Linked DNA regions of Homo sapiens: region 1 is linked to region 2. Evidence: chromatin contacts called from ENCODE Hi-C or POLR2A ChIA-PET data. All regions are on one chromosome and are shown on one strand. Each heading gives the region's core, a stretch centred on a gene start or an enhancer-like site at or near the end of the contact. The rest is flanking DNA. Distances are from core to core; before and after follow the strand shown.

Region 1 (3,403 bases), core at 890-3,389, 420 kb after region 2:
CACATTTTCCTGTTTTCTCCTGAGACCTCCAAACTGTTCCAACTTCCGCCTGTTACCCAGTTCCAAAGCCACTTCCACATTTTTGGGTATCTTTTCAGCAACACCTCACTCTACTGGTACCAATTTACTGTATTAGTTCATTTTCACACTGCTGATAAAGACAAACCTGAGACTGGGCAATTTACAAAAGAAAGAGGTTTATTGGACTTACAATTCCATGTGGCTGGGGAGGCCTCACAATCATGGCAGAAAGTGAAAGGCATGTCTCACATGGTGGCAGCAAGAGAGAGAACTTGTGCAGGGAAACTGCCCCTTATAGAACCATCAGATCTCATGAGATTTATTCACTATCACAAGAACAGCACAGGTAAGACCTGTCCCCACGATTCAATTACCTCCCACTGGGTCCCTCCCACAACAAATGGGAATTTAAGATGAGATTTTGGTGGGGACACAGTCAAATCATATTATCATATAAGCAGGATCTAACTTTAGCATATGCAAACACTGTATATGTGTGATTCTTTGAATTGCCCTGCAAGCCAATTCTAACATCTTGATGGTTCCCTTATTAATTATTGAGCAATATAAAATCTTTGACATGTGCTCATCTTACAATATCTAGGTGTTTTGGTTTTACCTTTTAAGAATAGATTAGCTAAAGAGAACACACTGCATGTCAGTTTTCCCAGAGCCTCACCATAAGCACAGCTTTTCCTCAACATTATGAAAAAATGAAACTTTTCCTTAGCAACATTGCATAGTTATTTTTTACATTCCTGTCCTCTTAAAGGGTGCCCCATTTCCTTTCCCTCTCATCTCCCCTTTTATTCCCCTTTCTGCCACCCCAGCCAAGTGGTCTTCATCCATTCCCTTGCAAAATTAGTTATCTCTTTTTTTGCCACCCCCACCCCAAAATTAATTTTCTATAAAAGCCGATACTCATCATCATTACAGTGTAGCTGAGATATAAACATTAATGTGCACCCTTTCGTACAGCACTTCTCTAGCATTTTGCCAGGGAACAAAGGTTTCAGCTAGAGAAAAAAAATTCTAAAGGTTGAGACTTCTGGGAGAAAATCACAGATCATTTCGTAGTAAAGTATAAAGGCTTTTCAGATACTCTGAAATCAGACTTTGTCACCTTGTGTCCCCCCACAAAAAAATAATATTTTTGAGTGATAACCAGTACCAAATAGACAAGTCAGGCTGTTTACCAGTGGAACAGCTCCAGGTTATGAAAAATAATGCTGAAGGACAGGGTCCTTTGCTAGAAGAATGTCACTTGAGGTACAATACTCTGTCCTAAACAGTCAAACAACAGACACACAGTAGAATAAACATGTTGAGCACACAAAATGAAGAATAACAATGCATTGAGTGTGTGTGTGTACAGTGTGAGAGGGAGGCAGTGTCAACTCTCTGCTGCCACCTGCTCTGGAATGGAAGACGCTGGGTGTTCAGAAGACAACCACATTGACTTTCCTACCCTGGCTCTTCGTGATCTGCCATCTCCAAACTTTTTAAGTTTTCACACAGGGCACATGGAAAAGAAGACAAGCAGCACTTTCTGAAAACATGAGTAATGGGAAGGCTTGATCAAATGAGCAGGCAAGGCCATCCCAGGGGCTTCTCCTGATATTACTTCTCTTCATGATGTAACCTGCCCACTCTCTATGATCCGCAGTTAAATTGCTAAGATAGGTTTTTGGGTTGGACCCAGAAACCGTCAGAGTCTCGTGGTCTTAGGGATCAGGATTGCTACTACCTCACCCCCCCCCCCCACTCAGTTTAAATGGGGACAACTGATGTCTAGGGACACTTCCAGAGGTCTCAGGCTATAATTAGCTGATGAGTATCCAATCTGAGGTCTTAGATATAATGAGCTGTAGCCGACAAGGAGAATTCAGGCACCAGCACTTACCAGATATGGCAAGCTCCACCTCTCTCTTTATTCCCTTCATCTTGCTTCTGCCAGCACTCCCACAGACCTCGTGCAGGGCAGTGAGCCCATGGGAAAGAGCCAAGAATTCCTTCATCTGGGGCTGTGCCTCTGCAACCCTGAAGATTTAGGGCCAGAGATGATCCGCTTTTCAGAACTCAACAGCCAATCTTTGGAAAGAACCTATGACTCAATAGCAGCCATGCGATTCAGCCTGCACCCCTCCACCCCTCTGCCCTCACACCCCCAACTTCCAAATATGGATAGAGTTAATGTCCCACTTCTGAAACACATGTGATTGTACAGTCATTCTTCAGTCACACCACCTGAAGATGATTTAGTCCATGGAATTCATCAGAGAACAAAGAGCAAACCAGCTGCTGATTGATTGGGGTGGTGTCAGAATCAGAACTAGAACACAGAGTGGGAAATATTAGGGCCAGGAATGCATCAGCTCATTTAATTAATTTTCTGAGAATCTTTGGTTCTAGTTTCTCTTCTGCTCTTCTGTCTTATCTCACTACCAAATGAGATAATTTAAAATAATGTATATAAAAGTGGTTTGAAAATAATAATATGGAATATAATTGAAATAATAATTGGAAAAACAATGAAATGAACATAATATGGAATATCTATTATGCACTGGCCAAGTGTTTTATATAAATTATTATATCTAATCCTTAAAGCTGAAGCTCAGAGAAGTTAAGAAATTTGCCTATAAACACAGAGATCTGTCTGATTCAGAAGTTCCTCTTTTGACAGTGCAGCTATACATCTCCCAAGCTGTTTACTTGGGGTATAGACCCTGATGGCTGTTCTAATGCTCTTCAGCTTTTGGGCTGGCCCCTCTAGCTGTCTTAATGAAATACAAAACAGATCTCTACAGTGTCCCAAACAAACTCCTTCATATGCCTCCACACTCCAGAACAACTAATTGCCAACGAGGAGTTAGTGATGCAATGGCAAGGTGGGTGGCTTTGTATGAACAAGAACAAACAAGGATCTTGCCTGAAGGACACATACATTCCACCAACTCCTATGCCAGGAGACTCATTTCCTTTCAAATACCACCCATTTTACAGAACGTGTCAGTGCCCTGAGTAAGCCCCACCAGCTCTGTGTCTTTAGTTTCCAAACCGGGCTGAAACAGTGGGTGTTTAATCATTGTTTTTATGAGCTCCTGTATGTCAGCACTTTGACAGATGTTTTAAATAGATCAACTCATTTAATGCACTAGTACAAACATGTGAAATATCCCCATTCTACTGGTGTGAAAACTGAGGCCAGGAGAGGTCAAATTGGAAATTCTACATCCCTGATCAGAGCCACTAACCAAGATGCAAAAAGCAACGAAGAACCTCCACAGCTAGTAACTGACAACACGTAGGTCTTTGTTAGTGGCCAACTTATTTGACCGGAGCATCCTTATGGTTATTGAAGGAAGGTTGTACATTATTG
Region 2 (3,335 bases), core at 650-3,149:
AAGCAGGCAGGGGAAACTGGGTCAAGCTATGAGCTGTGTTCTCAAAGCTCTTTCTTCCTCTTCTCCAGCATTTCTAGGAGATGAAAAAGAGGCAAGTAAGGAGGAGAGAGTGCCTTTAAAGTAAAGATGAAGAGGGACTTACTGCCTCTCATCTCCAATCCCTGTAAGCCAGTTGTAAGAGCTATAGTCCTTCATTAACTGAATATCTTTTTTAGGTTCCATTTCACACACCTATTCTAGAGACTGTAACCCACCCCATACTGTCACATCCCAGACTCTAACCACCCATTTTGTCTTATCTAAGTTTGTTGTTCACTTGACATTAGTCCATTTCTTCTCTTGTTCTCTACTCTTAGTAGAGGACAAGCTCTCTTTATGGAGAGAACTCAGTACAAAAATGGGCCTAGTGTTAGAGACAGGACACAAAGCCCCTGGGCTCCCCAGAGGCATAGGGCTGATGGGGCTCAGGGAACGACAAGTGACAGAAGGTCTTGAGAAGAAAGACGAATGTCAGGGCCAGAAAGACCAGTAAAGAGATGGAGTCTTTGAAGTTCTTCCCTTCCTCCTCCCTCCCTCCTTCCTTTCTCTCTCTCTCTCCTTCCTTCCGTCCTACCTTCCCCTTCCCTTCCCTTCCCTTCCTTTCCTTTCCTTTCCCTTCCCTTCCCTTTTCTTTCATTTTCTTTTCTCTTCTCTTTCATAGACTTATTAAGCTATAATTCATATAGCATATAATCTCCCATTTAAAGTGTACAATTCAGTGTTTTTTAAATCATATTCACAGAGTTGTGTATCATTACAAGTTTAGAACATTCTCACTGCCCCAGAAAGGAGCTCTACATGCCTTAGCCAACCCCACTGCAACACTCCCATCGCCCCCTTGCCCCAGCCCTAGTTAACAACCAATATGCTTTCTCTGTGAGATTTTTTAATCCAACAGCCAACTCAACCCAGGATGCTATGTATGCATGGTATGCTATAGAGCCTAGAAACTGCTTTCCTACATTCATTTTAGTTTTGTTCTTTTTATCAACTCATTCAAGTAAGCAGGGCAGATGGTTGGTTGTGTCTTGCATTTTTCAGGTTGGTAAACTGGGGCATCTCTAAATGACAACATTTCAGCTTCAGTAGAGGGATGGAGTGATGTGGCCTTTCACGTCTATGAAAGAAAAGTAAAGAAGAGTTTGTGAGTAACATTTCCTTCAGCACTCCTCAAAATTTAGAAAAATGAAGGCAAGAAACAAGATGAAGAAGAAAGAAGAAAAGGGTGAGACTGCATTTGGAGGGATTGAGGTGAAACACCTGTTAGAATACTCTAATTGAGATGTATGGGCTGCTGAAATGCACTGTCAGAGGTAGCTGCAAGATCTCCCTTTCTTGGAATTAAAAAGAAAACAAAGCACGGTAGAGAGCTCTCTGGCAGGATTTATTTTAAGGAGAAGTAGTATCGAGAGGCAAGCAAATGGATTAGGTGACTCTTCAGTCTCTCTTGGTACTAGGATACCACGTAGGCAGGTGGCAGAGGCATCCCATCCATGCTTAGGTGAAGTTATTCATAGCCCCTATAAAGAGGAGGTCCTATTTATTTTTCATCCTTCTGTCTGTAAAGTGAGAAGCTGTCTGCTTCCTCAGCTGTGGAAAAAGCACTCTATGAGGCATTGTAGAAACTGTAGAGAAAAGGCCAGCATAATTCTTGCCCTTCAATTCAACTTTTATTTGCGTATCAGTGCATTCTGGTTATCTGCTGCTGTGTAATACACTACCACAAAACTCAGTGGCTTAAAACAAATGATCATTGTAGCTCCCAGTTCTGTGTGTTGACTGGGCTCAATGAGGCAGTTCTTGCTTGGGCTCTCTTGCAGTCAGATATTGGCTGGGCTGCAGTTTTTTGAAGGCTCTAGCAAGTTAGTCATCTGCAATGGCACACTCACAAGGCCGACAGTTGCTGCTCAGTGGGGGCTGTAAAGTGGTCCATCCTCATAGAGCTTCCCCACATGGCTTGGGCTTTTCACAGCATGGTGACTATGTTGTCTGGAGGATCCAGGTTGGCTTCACTCACATGCCTAGTACCTTGATGGGAACAGTTAGAGGGCTCATCTGGCCTCCCTTTCCTCTCCATGCAGTCTTGGCACTTCCTCACATGGTCTCTCCAAAATAGTAGTCACAGTGTCAGTTCACAGCTCCAAGAGACCAAGACAAAAGCTATCAGTCCTTTCAAAATTAGGCCTAAACTGGCACAGTGTCACTTCTGCTATACTCTGTGGGTCAAAGCAGTACTGCCCATCTCAGATTTAAAAGGAGAGAAAACAGATCCCACCTTTTAATGGAAATTGTGACAAAGAATTAGTGACCATCTTTAATCTGCTAGGCAGTGGAGGGGAGTCAGTGATGTACTAAAGAGCCATAGGAAAAGAATGCATAGTGCCTCAAAACGAAAATAGACAAAAGGGTTTATTTGACTAAATCTATGAACATAAGAATTGGGCTAGGGTGGTATATATTGAAGTTGAAAAGTCCTGGAATAATTAAAACAACTGAGTTAAATGAGCTACATCTTGGAATAATTCATTCATTAATTCATTTATTTAATAGACATTTTTGGGACCATAATTAATATAAAGCACTCATACTACTAAGATAAATAAGACACAGCCCCTGCCTTCTAGGTGCTCAAAGTTAGGTAGTTCATGCATAAATGATCCCCCAAGTTCCCCCTAAAATAGTTCTTTGTATATACACTATGCTCAACACAAAGTATTACAGTTTATGTCCAAAGACTACACAGAAATAATGCTGCAAAGATACAATGATGTTGTTGGCACAGATCTCCTGCTTTAACATGGTATCAGATAAAAAAAGAAAGAAATATTAATCATTTTTAACAAAAATAGAAGAAAGATATTGGGCAGAGTGGCCAAAGTAAATAGACTTTGCTGGAGATTCCTTCTGGTGGGTATAAGTGCCTTCATAGAACATTATTTGGAAGTGATGGAGTATGTTCAAGATTCTTGGGTTCCACTAAAATTGCTCAAAGGCCTTGAGAAAACAGGGGTTATAATTCATGTTTCTGGACCAGAATTTTTTGACATATCCAAAAGGACTCCCAGGAGGAATGTGAGATTGCTGGATTAAGGAACATGGCCTTGCTGTTGCACAACACGCATATCACAGCCCTATTCTAAAAACAAGGCATAATTCTGAGCAAAAGAGAGGAGATAGGGAGGTGTACAGCAACAGAGGGAAGCAAGCAAAGATGGAAGCAGAGCTGGACAATGGCACCGGAGGCAGAAGGAATGAAGAAGAGGCAGTGGGGACAGCTTATACCAACTAGCATTAGC

Evidence for each region. Hi-C counts contacts between places; a loop is a spot of excess contacts on that map. ChIA-PET counts read pairs that join two places held with the same protein, here RNA polymerase II (POLR2A).
Region 1: POLR2A ChIA-PET joins it to region 2 with 22 read pairs in activated T-cell. The contact joins two enhancer-like sites. A Hi-C loop is called at or near these places in 1 of 168 maps with a recorded cell type or tissue (breast epithelium). POLR2A ChIA-PET finds 5 or more read pairs at or near these places in 1 of 52 experiments (activated T-cell).

What each region holds. Positions count from the first base shown.
Region 1 is chr2:217,391,717-217,395,119 of GRCh38, forward strand. All of the region lies in intron 8 of DIRC3 (disrupted in renal carcinoma 3), which reads right to left. Among named protein-coding and RNA genes, the nearest start is that of DIRC3-AS1, 110 kb to the left of the region's middle. Within about 2 kb of position 2,140, at least 11 of the 41 ENCODE cell types and tissues checked have a DNase peak (open chromatin) inside an H3K27ac peak, as active enhancers do.
Region 2 is chr2:216,968,697-216,972,031 of GRCh38, forward strand. No RefSeq gene overlaps it. Among named protein-coding and RNA genes, the nearest start is that of TESHL, 100 kb to the left of the region's middle. Within about 2 kb of position 1,900, at least 3 of the 41 ENCODE cell types and tissues checked have a DNase peak (open chromatin) inside an H3K27ac peak, as active enhancers do.